Linked DNA regions of Mus musculus: region 2 is linked to region 1. Evidence: chromatin contacts called from ENCODE Hi-C or POLR2A ChIA-PET data. All regions are on one chromosome and are shown on one strand. The core of a region is the stretch at or near the end of the contact, and the rest is flanking DNA. Distances in the headings are between cores, read along the strand shown.

Region 1 (6,156 bases), core at 457-2,956:
ACCCGCCCAGTGGCCGAGAGTGAATACAGGTCCTGTGGTTAATCGGTGGGGCACGCGCGCCCTCCAGTAGTCAGAGCGTTCTCAGCAGCTGGACCTCAGGCTCAAGTTTCTCAGTAGGCATCTTCCTATCACCTCACGGCAGGAGGAAAATCCTGTTCCTTCAAGCTTTTGGTTTAACTATGTTACGATGGTTTTGTTTCAAGAGTCTGGGGGGAAATTGGTGTAAATCAGAATGACCTGGAGACATTTTACAACCTAGGGGATGCGAATTTAAAAAGTTATACAGGCGATTTTAATGTGCTGCAAGGGCTTTAAAACGCTGCTAGAGCGTTTCTCTTAAAAAACAAACAAAACAAAACAAAACAAAACAAAACAAATGGCATTGCTGGAAACGGAATGGCAGTTTTAGGGGAGAAATGCAAGAGGAGATTTAGTTCAAAGAAAATACAGAGAAACCCTGTCTCGAAAAATAAAAAAAGAAAAGAAAAAAAAAGAAAGAAAATCTCACCTATCAGTAGCGCATATTTGCTAATTTTGTGCTAATCCTTTTAAACTGCGTTACTCCTGCTCTCAAAATCAGTTACCTGTAGAATCGTGTCAATGAGAGATTAATATTAAGTAAGACAAAGTAATTGACAAAGATTTCAGTTCAACATATCGAAAGTTGTACAAGGGTTTTTGTGCTTGCAATTTCTTGTACCTTCCATCCCATGTGTCAGAACTTTTCTCTAAGCAAATAATTTTCAGAAAGATAGAAAATAGTTCAATTTTTTTCTTTAAAGATAACGTTTGGGCCTCGGATATAAAATATATTAGATAGTCCTGGACTAGGCGTTTCTGCAAGGCACAGTAAGTTCCAACCCACAAGAGCTGGTCCTACATTTCTTTCCATATCTTGGGCTGTATTCCGGGATATTCCAGTGCCGGTAACTGAACTGAAACAAAAAAAGCAAACGACCTAGATCCAAACACCGCTATATACGCTTCCCTGTCTCAACAAAGGGAACGCGTTTGCGCGTTAACAAAGGGAAAGCTGTGAGAACTTGATAGGAAAACAGGAAATACCAACTCCAGAGCTCCAAGCCATTTCCTGGAGAACAGTGTGTGGTAGGAACTAGGCCCTTCCGGGTTGCTGAGAGAACTTCTGAAATTTAACTATAGAGGTTAGAAGTAACGGATTTGGTTGTTCTTGTTCTAGCAGGGTATGATGGGAAAAGAAACAGGCATAAATGCAAAACTGGAGAATGCGGGCATCGATCCCGCTACCTCTCGCATGCTAAGCGAGCGCTCTACCATTTGAGCTAATTCCCCTTCTGATGGTAAGTGGCTGCTACCTTACTCCCTTTTGATAACTGGATGTAATTCAATGCTCGCTGTTATTTTCAGCTCATCAAACAGAAATTGTGGGAGTGGGAGTGGGGTGGGGGTGGGGGTGGGGTGGAGGGGGTGTTAGTGTGTTTGTTGATATGATTTTTTTTATGTCTAATAAAATCCGAACAAGATGATAAAAACTGAAGTGGAGAAAGTAAAATGGAGTATTTAAGAAAGAGTTTCCTGAGTTAGGGTTGGTGTTTTATAATCCCAGAACTGCAGGGAAGGGGAAGAAAGAAGTCCTAAGGCAGGAGAATTGCCCCCTCTTTGAGGCCATCTTGTTTTACATAGCAAAAAGTGAGATTGTGGCTTGGTTGTCACGGAACAGTCCCGGGGTTACTTGCGCCCTCTATAAATGAAAGACGGTACCGCCAGTTCTGGGAATCGCACAGGGGTGCGTACAAATGGACCAGGACGCGGAGAGCACGGAAACAACGGTGCTGGGACCTTGTGCACAGAATCCAGATGCCAGATGGGAATTAAACATTCGGCCGAGAAAAGCAATCTAGTTCCCTGGGCTCGACTTTGACTCACTCCTTGGTCTGCACCAATCCTCACATCCCTCAGGTCCTCTAACTTTTACGACAGTATCCAGAAATCGATTCTTTGGTCTCTACGGCTCCAGAAGGCTCGCTCATCAAGGTCAGTCCTTTGTCTGGCTGTTTTCTTCCTTTTTTCTTTTTCTTTTTCTTTTTCTTTTTTTCTTTTTCTTTTCCTTTTTTTCCTTTCTCTTTCTTTCTCTTTCCTTTCTTCTCTTCCTTCCTTTCTTTTTTTCTTCTTTTTTTAAAATCACTGCCGGAGGCCACATGGCCAAAAGTGAAAGGGTCTGTCCTGGTTAATTTCTCTTCCCTGCAGGCACTGTTTCGAGGAGTTTCAAAATTAATTTTTCCAAAGAAAATATCGAGAAACTGGTAATTTTGTTGAGGTAGAGCCATGGCCCGAAATTCACTGTGTAGTTGAAGATGACCCCGGAGTCATGATCCTTCTGCTTTCTTTCAGAAACGTTCCATTACCTTCGATTAGAAGTGGATACATATATGATTTTGGCCTAAAAAAAAATTTGCAAAAAGGGAGAATGCAAACTTGTCCTTTTCCTTTTGGATTTACGGAGTGCCAGTATCAGGTGTGGTTCCAGGTTCCCGTTCCAGGTTCCAGATAAGGCTGTGGTGAGGTCTCGAGCAGACAAGCACAAGTCCAATTGCCTCTTCTTTTGAAAGTTCGTCAAAAAGACTTCTGCTTGTGGGCTTAATGTTTATTTCTTTAAAACTCAATAAAATCGGAGCAAGATAATTAGAACTAAAAGAGAGAAAGTGAAACATTTAAGTCAGTGATTCTAGAGCCAGCTGTGGGGTGGTGTATCTCAGCAGCGGGGGTGGGTGGTGGGGGTGAGTTGGAGGCCTGCCTGGATAGCTTCATGAATACCAGCTAGTCAGAGCTAGAAAACAAGTCCTGTAAATATGAAGAAATAAATGAATAAACAAATAGGGAAAGGAAATAAAAGAAAAAGAAACACACATCCCGAAATTTGACCCCATGTCTCTGAACTGTGCAAAAAGCCCATACGAGGTCTTTCCAGGGACTTTAGACCACCCGCAACACTAGCTTTTCTCTTTTGCTTATTTATTACAGTCAGGGTTGACAAAAAGAGAATGGTTTTCTGTGGGAAGAAACTCCCTCCACATAAGAGATTTTAAATTTCACATGCTGAAATTGTATAACGAAACCCACTGTTATTCCTCTTATAGTCAGACTTGAGCTGACACTCACCACTGTCTAGATTCTTCCTTCTTATCAGACAGAATCTGCCCAATCTGACCTCTATTTATCCTTCAAATGACTGAGAAGTGTAGGCATGGAACAGGATCAAAAGACTAGCCCATTTCCAAGGCTCAGATCCATCTGCTGTGTGACTACACTCGCTGTAAGAGGTTTCCAGCAGGAACAAATTTTTGGGTTCCAGTAATACTGGACTGGTTGTTAACTTCCCAAATGCTCAGTTGTGGTCGAAGATGAGGAATATCTTAAAATTCACACTGAAGTTTCGGCATTTGCTAAATGGTGCCACATCCTGACTTTCAGGAAGAAATACCCAAGCACCAAAATACACTGGCCATGGCTGTCTACAACCCACAACTGGCTTCCCTGGTGGTCTTGTACTTGATGTAACCATATCATTTATCTAGCAAATCTAGATAAATCTAAGAGAAAGGAGGTAATCAGAAAGGACAGGGCGGCTACAGAACGTCTAGGAAAGGGTCAAGGACAGGGAATCTTACTAGTTTTTTTGTCTTTCTTGTTTTTTATATATACTCAGGAAACCATGAGCATCACTATATAGAATATATCCAATGTTTGAGAACACCTAGTTATAACATCAACAAAGCAAAATCGAGACCATATAATATTACTATGTATATACTACATATATCTTTCAATAGCTCAGTAGAGCAGAATATATAGACAGTATATACACTATTGCAGAGTATATGAGTATATATACAGTAAATATGTACCTATTTCTGAGGCTTTCGATAGTTCAGTTGGTAGAGCGGAGGACTGTAGAGTATTAACGTTGGTGATCCTTAGGTCGCTGGTTCGAGTCCGGCTCGAAGGAAGGGAGTGTTTTGATGGGTCGTTGTATTCTGTTTTTAAACCAGGAATTAGATATATGTAACAGCCACTGGGTCCCCTTGGTCTTGACATTTAGCAAAAAATTTATGAGACCAGGCCAATCTTACCCCAAAGCAAAACGTAATTATCAGTTCAGTCCCTTTGCATAGTGTGTCCCCACCACACTCTGCCCCACCTGTGACGGTTCTACACATAGCTAGAATATGTGGTCGTTTTATCTGGGACGGTAGTATTGAGAAAAGGTCGGGGTAAGGTTATAAAAGAGAGACTGGTCACTGTTTCCCTCTTTTCCTCCCCACTACCAGCAGAGTCTATTGAGGAGGAATCTCTGAAAATGACAGCTGATGGGTGTAGAGACCCACGCCCGGAATCTCAGCAACTGAAGTGGTTGAAGCAGGAGCATCTGGGCAGAGCTTGTAAGCATCTCTAGCTTCTGACTTTGTTGCTGGTGTTATGGTTTTTGGTTTTCTTTCTCAGAGGCTTTCTGGTGCACCTAGACTGTGCCAGCTCCTTATAGCCCTCCTTCAGCTCTCCAGCCTTTTGCCTATGCAGTCTCTGCTCCTAGCCTTTCATAACTAATAAACTTTAAAATTTATAAACTCCAACAAATGAAAGTCTTCCTGTATGGCTTCCGATGCTTTCCCATGGTGCTCATTTTTCTGTTTTAGGAACCAGGAAGCTGAGCGGCACCATAGGTGTTGCTAACCAAGCATAGCAGCATAATAAAAATGGAGTGATTAAATGTATTAAGTTTGAAGTATATGTTATGTTATGTTTATTTGATCCAGTATAATTGTGCAATATAACATGGGCCAGGACATTCCTAAATACATGCCGTGATTAGTTTTTCTCAACTTGACACAAGCTAGTCTTTCGGAAGAGGAAACCGCCATTGTGAAAAATGCCTCTATCAGATTTGCCTACAGGCAAGTCTGTAGAGCATTTACATAAGTAATGATTGGCGTGGAATGGCTCAGCCCACTGTAGGTGATGCCACCCTTGGGCAAATGGTTCTGGGTTGTATAAGAAGCAGGGTGATCAGACCATAGTGAGCAAACTTTTAAGCAGCACCCCTCCATGTTATTTGCTTCGCTTCCTGCCCTCAAGTGCTGGCCTTGCTTGGATTTCTGCCCAGGCTTCCCTGATGATGGACGGTGATCAAGACGGTTAAGTTAAATAAACCCTTTCCTCCCCAGGTTGCTTTTGGTCATAGTATTTTAACACAGCAACAGGAACCAACCTAAAACACACATCAAAAGCTTCTCAAGCTTCGTGTCTCATGCTTTTGCATTCAATCTTGATCTTCCGCGTTTCTATGGTGAACTGGGCAAGAGCTCTGCTTCAGGATGGTATTGTCTGTCTATGGTATCACTGACGTTTCCTCTCACTTTTAATAAAGAGAGGAGGCCCTAAAGAGACAGGACAGCACCGTAGGACAGGGCAGTGAAGACCTTAAAATTTTCCCTGATGATTGCCTGCATTTAAAATAAAACAGGAAATAAAAATACTTATTTCATAAGTCATACAGGCTATATATCTCCCTTCGATAGCTCAGTTGGTAGAGCGGAGGACTGTAGTATAGGTGTTGATATCCTTAGGTCGCTGGTTCGAATCCGGCTCGAAGGAGGTGCCTTTTAATCGACATTTATACCACCAAAAGATAGTATAAAAATCCAATAAGAGCCGGGCGTGGTGGCGCACGCCTTTAATCCCAGCACTCGAGGCAGAGGCAAGCAAACCCTGACTCGAACCCCCCCACCCCCACCCCAAATACAATAAGAACTTTAATACTAATTAACAATCTTTACAAGTTCATATTTGGAGAGTCAAGTTTATTCCTATAAAGGACCTTAGGCCTTTAATTTGAGACGATCTTTATATATACAGGCATATTTTCAGACCCAGTCTGAATTTCGTGGAAAGTAATTGCTTTTGGCAATTTGAAGAATGCAGCACCTTCCTTTCTTCTCCATCTTCCAAGAGCTGTGGAAAAATAGTGTGTACAGCACCTGAGCTTTGTTTATTTTACCCTAAATCCTACAATTGAGTATTTCAAGTGACATTGGTTCACTGCATTCTCTGAAAGTCCTAATATTCCCACCATAGTGAGACCGTTTCAAAAGATCATTCCTTCGAGCCGGATTCGAACCAGCG
Region 2 (6,150 bases), core at 480-2,979, 140 kb before region 1:
TATACACACATGCACAAATATATTAGCCTCATGTAGCTAGTATGACCTTAACTTCAGAATCTGGCCTCTCCCCCAGAAACTGGCACTAACTACTGGATTGTGCCAACTTGAGGTTTTCCTACAGTATTTTTTTGAATTAAGCTTCTAGTGTATTAGCTTTATAGAAGTAGAAGTTTCTGAAACTTATCAAGAAACGTGTTCCTATTTGCTTTCTCTTTGAGAAGTTAGCTGTCGGAATCTACATTGTGATTCATGATGCTGGATAGGAATTGCCATACCTGGATGAACTGGTAGACTGTCCAAACAAAAGAGCATGTTTTCATCTACTATGAGAAATTTAAGCAATACAACTTATTCCAGACTTTAGGATATTGTCACAGATCTCATCTAATATGCAATTGCTTGAACATTTAACAGTAGAAGAGGAAACTGGAACACAGGGTAGTGACTAAGCAAAAGATATAACTGCAATCAATTGCCTTGAAACTAAAGGAAGCATCAAGGAGAGAGCAGCTTAGAACATCTGAAAGCAACTTTGGATCCTCACTTGGCTTAGATCAAAGCATAACCTTCATTGAGACTTATTAAAATTTAAAATGCAGTTTTATAATGTATTCTCACAGGTTCAAAATTTACTGATGTTAATACTAGAATTACACTTTTCTTTAGTGTTTTAATGGGAGAGTGATGCTGGCAGTTTAGAATTACACTGGCATCAATGTTAGCCTCTGTTGGTTACCTCATTGGTCATAAAAAAACAATGCCATAAAAACCTATCCTAGCACTCCCTTCGTACAATGTAATCACATCTGAAAGGGAATAGTTGAAATAATGAAGAGAAAACTTGAAAATTTCATTCCACTTCTTATGCACTCTGGAGAAGAAAATCTAAGGACTGAAGCCATCAATCAGCTCTCAAAAGGTAGTTACTGTGTAGTTTACAAATTGATAGTGTATCTGGCAGCGCGTTGGTTACACTGAGGCAAACATATTCTTCACACTAACATACACTTAGCTAATATTGTGTCATTTCCCAGCGTTATAATACAAAAGCCAAGCATTACAAAGCACTTAAAGTGACAGTATGGGTGGCTCTGAAAAGAGCCTTTGGGTTAGGAGTGTGAGTTAAATGAACTCACTTGGAGCTGGTGTACTTAGTGACAGCCTTGGTGCCCTCCGACACGGCGTGCTTGGCCAGCTCCCCGGGCAGCAGCAGGCGCACGGCCGTCTGGATCTCCCGGGACGTGATGGTCGAGCGCTTGTTGTAATGCGCCAGGCGGGACGCCTCGCCCGCGATGCGCTCGAAGATGTCGTTCACGAACGAGTTCATGATGCCCATGGCCTTGGAGGAGATGCCGGTGTCGGGGTGCACTTGCTTCAGCACCTTGTACACGTACACCGAGTAGCTCTCCTTGCGGCTGCGCTTGCGCTTCTTGCCGTCCTTCTTCTGGGCCTTGGTCACGGCCTTCTTGGAGCCCTTCTTCGGGGCAGGAGCGGACTTCGCAGGCTCGGGCATGGTAGAAACAAGCAACAAAGAGAAAGATAAAACAGGAAATGAGATGTGGGAGAAGCTTCGTTCTTGCCATTTTATAGAGGTTCTATGCAAATAAGGGACTCAAAAGTAGTCAACTCTGATTTGAAGGCCAGTTAGTGACACCATTACCCAAATTAGATTGTATTGTACCTCTTTCCTTATTGGCTGCAGAGGAAAGATAGTTTTAACCAATCACACATCAGCTTTTCCACTTCCATGTACGAGTATAAGTAGCTTCTCGTCTGGCCTTTTAGTACCGCTTCGTTGTAATTCTTTGCAATTATAATTTCCTACCTTCTTGCGTCAATGTCTGGACGTGGCAAACAGGGTGGCAAGGCTCGCGCCAAGGCCAAGACCCGCTCCTCCCGGGCCGGCCTGCAGTTTCCCGTGGGCCGCGTGCACCGGCTGCTCCGCAAAGGCAACTACTCGGAGCGCGTGGGCGCCGGCGCCCCGGTGTACCTGGCGGCCGTGCTGGAGTACCTGACGGCCGAGATCCTGGAGCTGGCGGGCAACGCGGCCCGCGACAACAAGAAGACGCGCATCATCCCGCGCCACCTGCAGCTGGCCATCCGCAACGACGAGGAGCTCAACAAGCTGCTGGGCCGCGTGACCATCGCGCAGGGCGGCGTCCTGCCCAACATCCAGGCCGTGCTGCTGCCCAAGAAGACCGAGAGCCACCACAAGGCCAAGGGGAAATAAGATCTTTCTTCTAATCTCGTAAAAAAAACAAAGGCTCTTTTCAGAGCCATTCACTTAATTCAGTAAAGTGCTGAAATACTATAAGCCTTAAGTGGATTTAGGACTAAAATTTCCGATTTGTATTCAATGGCATAAGAAAATTCAACCTGTCAATTGTCCCCCAGCTTCTCCAATAAATGGGTCAATTTTTTTCAGATTCATAAGATTGCCCACTAGGACATGTGTGCATATGAGCAAAATGACCGTGAAGTTACTTTTATGCCAAGAGTATCAATTTCCATGAAACAACAGAATTGTAATTATTTGGCAACATGGTTAAAATGTTCTGCACATGTTACTGTGCACATAACGTTCTGACACAATAGGGTAGGTAAAGCCCTGCTAATGACATGGAGGGTTGCTTTTGATTTTGGGTTTTATTTTCTAGGCAGCGTCTTAACTAGTAGCTCCGGCTGTCTTGGAACTCATTAAGTTGTTCAAACTGGCTTCAATCTCACAGAGATCCTGCCTCTACCTTCCTTTTGGTAGGATTAAAGGCTTGACCACTATGCCCAGCCAATGCAGGCTAAAGGGCTTTTGGCTTCAGAAAAAAAAAAAAAAAAGACTCAAAGCCAGTATTCATTAAAACTAAAGTGAACTTGATTTGTTTTAATTATTCAATCTTGATTAATTCTATTTCATTATTTGTGAAAGTTGAGCAGTTCAAAGACTGGAACTTAAAAAGTAGAAGTACTAAAAAATGAAGTCTGAGATGGCAAAGTACTGTTCAACTACTACTTAATACTCATTGCTTGCATTAATGTGCATATTTCAAGTTATTTTTTTTTAACTTATGTTAAAGGGTGTATTTTGCCACATGCAGTTGGTGTTCTCACAGACTTGAAAAGTCTCACATCTCCCGGTGTAGAGTTATCTGCTGATGTGATTTGATAGGCAGAAATGAGTACTGGATTCCAATTCATGTCCTCTGGAGAAGCAACAAATATTCTTCACTGCTGAGCCATCTCTACAGCCTATTCATCCATTTGCTTATCCACTGACAATGTCACTGCAGACCTGGCTGACCTTATATCCATGATTAACTTCAAATTCATAGCAATCCCCCTATTTTACCCTACTTTGTTCTGGGAATATAAACAAGAATCACTTTGTCCTGTTGAGAGTTAAATACATTGACAGTACAAGAAGTGTGACTGGAATCATTTCTATGTATTGACAATAAAAGGGAGCATTGGATAATAGGAGGTTTAGTTCGAAGAAACCTTTATAACTACAATCATTGTGGTAATGTCTAGAAAAGGCAATACAAATCAATTTGTAATCAAATTCCAGTCCAGCAGGTAGGTCTCAGTAGACTACACAGTAAAGGACCACCTTCTTTCAAAGAAAACGAAAATGAAAACTGTGCCTTTACTTACTTTACTTACTGATAGTTATGGGGTATGAAATGCAAATAATTAAGTTCCAAGTACATAATAGACATGTTTGTAGTATGTAATTCCTCACTGAGAAAATCACTAGGAAGTCCTACATGGCTCAAAAGAATATAGATTATCAAGAATCTGTATAATTAGCAGGGGCTAGTTGAAAAAGTGGTCAAACAAGCAAATATTTATCAGAAATAATTACTAACCTGTGGCCTAGCTGTATTGCAATCTTTTCATTACTTTTTCTATGGGAAATGGTAATTGTGCTTTGAAATGAAACAAAGTGTCAATTGCCAGGCTCTTTCAAGTGAGAATCTCAAAGCACCAACTGGGGGTGGGGGACTTAACAAAAAACTAAAACCATGAGCCCCTAAAATATTTCTGAAGACTATCAGCAAACCTTTTAGACTAAACTTAAATATTACAACGAAAGGATGCACATCCCATGATGGCCTCAATCCCAAAATTCAAATATTTTTCAACAGAAGTTTGAGCTCCTCCATGATGTCCAGAGCTCCCTTTCTTGTTGTCCGCAGATGAAGAATCTGCATTTTCTACTTCCCTCGGGCAAACACTGAACGTGTAACATAGGAGTTGGGGTGGAGGGCTAATGTTTAATTTTCAGAGCTAAGCAACCTGAAAAGACCAGAACCATCTATCATAGCCACCTCTTTGGGATCATTCAAGTCAATGGCATACTTCTTTAACTCATGATTTTAATTGGGTAAAATTAAGGTAGACTAAGAAGATAGGCCCCTCAGCTTTACCTTCCTGATCCTCATATACCCCTCTTATTGAACACTATCAACATAGTTGATCAAAGACTGTCCAATCCTCAAACGACAGAGCAAATATTAGAGCATTACTAAGATGACCTATGAACCACTCTCAGGATGAAAATGTGCCTTAACTTCACTCATGGTCACCATCTACAAAAATTATTTACTAATTTTTATTCATGTTTTAATCTTGACTATATCATATATTCATCATTTCTAGGCCTGTAGAGTAAATTCATAGGCAACTTTAAAATTGATTTTAAAAGTAGGAGTCAAGGAGTACATTTACTAAATTTGTTCTCAAATTCGTATTAATATGCCTTTCCAGTGACAAATCACTCTGCACATTTAGAGTATTAAAGGGGAGGAGGCCCTCATATATATATATATCCTTTGTCCAGCTACCGCTTATGATGCTGACAATAAGTAAAAGAGTTTCCTAACTTATATGTACTTTAGACTCATGCATTCCACATACACTGTCAACCTTAGATAGCTTTCAGATCCCAGTCTCAAGCTACACTGTGAACAATGTAAAAAGAGAAAGGAAACCACAAGTCTGGGCACTTGAGTAGCAGGAAGGTTTATAGCAAATATATTGTCAGAATTACTTCTTAAGTACACCAGTATTGTTCTTTTTGAATAGTTGCTATCCAGGTCCATCTTGCCCACATGACAGAATTATGCTTTTCCTGATAAAAGCACAGGAGACTTAATAGCAGAACAGGGCTTAATGGTGGATGTGATTCTGCACTGCCCCTAGGGCTGCCCCTTAGAAGTAAGTTCTTTAATAGAGGGATAAGCATAATGGCAGGTTGTAAATTTCTTTTGTTATGGAAATAAAACCTAATTGGGGATCAATGTTGGTAAGCAAACGTTAGTGTTCTAGTATCCTAAATTTTGCTTATCTCTAATAGGCCTGATTAGCAAACTGCTTATCTCTGGGGAATTTTGGAGGCAGTACTCCCTTAGCTAAATTCTACTTTGTGTTGCTTAAGGTCTCTCTCCTAAGCAATCTGTTAGGAAATCCTTTCAGCATCAATTCTATCACTTTGAGCTTCTTCTACATCATATCAATAAAGAGGGTAAAAGCTATAAAGTTCTTAAACCATTTCAGAAACTGAAACGCTGTATCTAGCTTTTTAAACAAGGATAAAATGTTGCTAACCTAGACTGAAACAAAAGCATTGCCCATAACAAATAATCTTTGAAGTTCTTAGTTTTTGTTGTTACTTTTTTGTGTCTGTATTTAGTGTGTATTCCCAAGCATAAAAGCTAGTGGGAATGTGATGGTAGTAGGACAGTGTGCCAGACTCCACTCTCTTCCTCTACCACATGGCTTCCATGGGGTTAACCTGAGATCCTCAGGTATGAACCTGAGGAGCCACTATGCCAGCTCTGATCTTTGGAGTGCTGTCTGCTCCACTAACCACTAATAACTTGTATCACTACACAATTAAAATGCTCCAGGTAAAAATTAATCCAATGTTTGATTGTATCAATAGTAAAGACCTAAATAAAGAGCTATATTTCTTTATAATCCTATTGTAGCCTTAGCCTTCTCATGTGTACAACAGAGTTTTCCCTGCTTCCCAGTTTTAATGTATTTTGTCCAAACTGTATATCTTTAGTAAGGAGAATTAAAGGAAAAAAAAAAAAAACCCAGTAACAAAGTGCCTGAATCTTCCTATAATCATAATTTAGTGGGCCG

What was found. A loop is a pair of places that touch in the nucleus more often than their neighbours do. ChIA-PET counts read pairs that join two places held with the same protein, here RNA polymerase II (POLR2A).
Region 2: POLR2A ChIA-PET joins it to region 1 with 19 read pairs in embryonic stem cell. The contact joins the promoter of H2ac8 here to the promoter of C230035I16Rik in region 1. A Hi-C loop is called at or near these places in 2 of 37 maps with a recorded cell type or tissue (heart and v-Abl transformed pro-B cells). POLR2A ChIA-PET finds 5 or more read pairs at or near these places in 4 of 5 experiments (Patski and embryonic stem cell).

The regions. Positions count from the first base shown.
Region 1 is chr13:23,426,567-23,432,722 of GRCm38, reverse strand. C230035I16Rik (RIKEN cDNA C230035I16 gene) reads left to right here and starts at 1,706. Exons shown (of 4, transcript NR_015492.1): 1 at 1,706-2,013; 2 at 2,371-2,494; 3 at 4,311-4,418; 4 at 4,671-4,747. n-TAagc13 (a tRNA gene) reads right to left here and starts at 1,311; the gene lies at 1,239-1,311. It overlaps n-TYgta4 (a tRNA gene), which reads right to left; the gene lies at 6,131-6,156. It overlaps n-TYgta5 (a tRNA gene), which reads left to right and starts at 5,543; the gene lies at 5,543-5,628. It also overlaps n-TYgta6.
Region 2 is chr13:23,566,799-23,572,948 of GRCm38, reverse strand. It overlaps H2ac8 (H2A clustered histone 8), which reads left to right and starts at 1,729. Exons shown (of 1, transcript NM_178187.4): 1 at 1,729-2,286. The coding sequence starts at 1,841. The coding sequence ends at 2,233. It overlaps H2bc8 (H2B clustered histone 8), which reads right to left and starts at 1,549. Exons shown (of 1, transcript NM_178196.4): 1 at 1,086-1,549. The coding sequence starts at 1,516. The coding sequence ends at 1,136.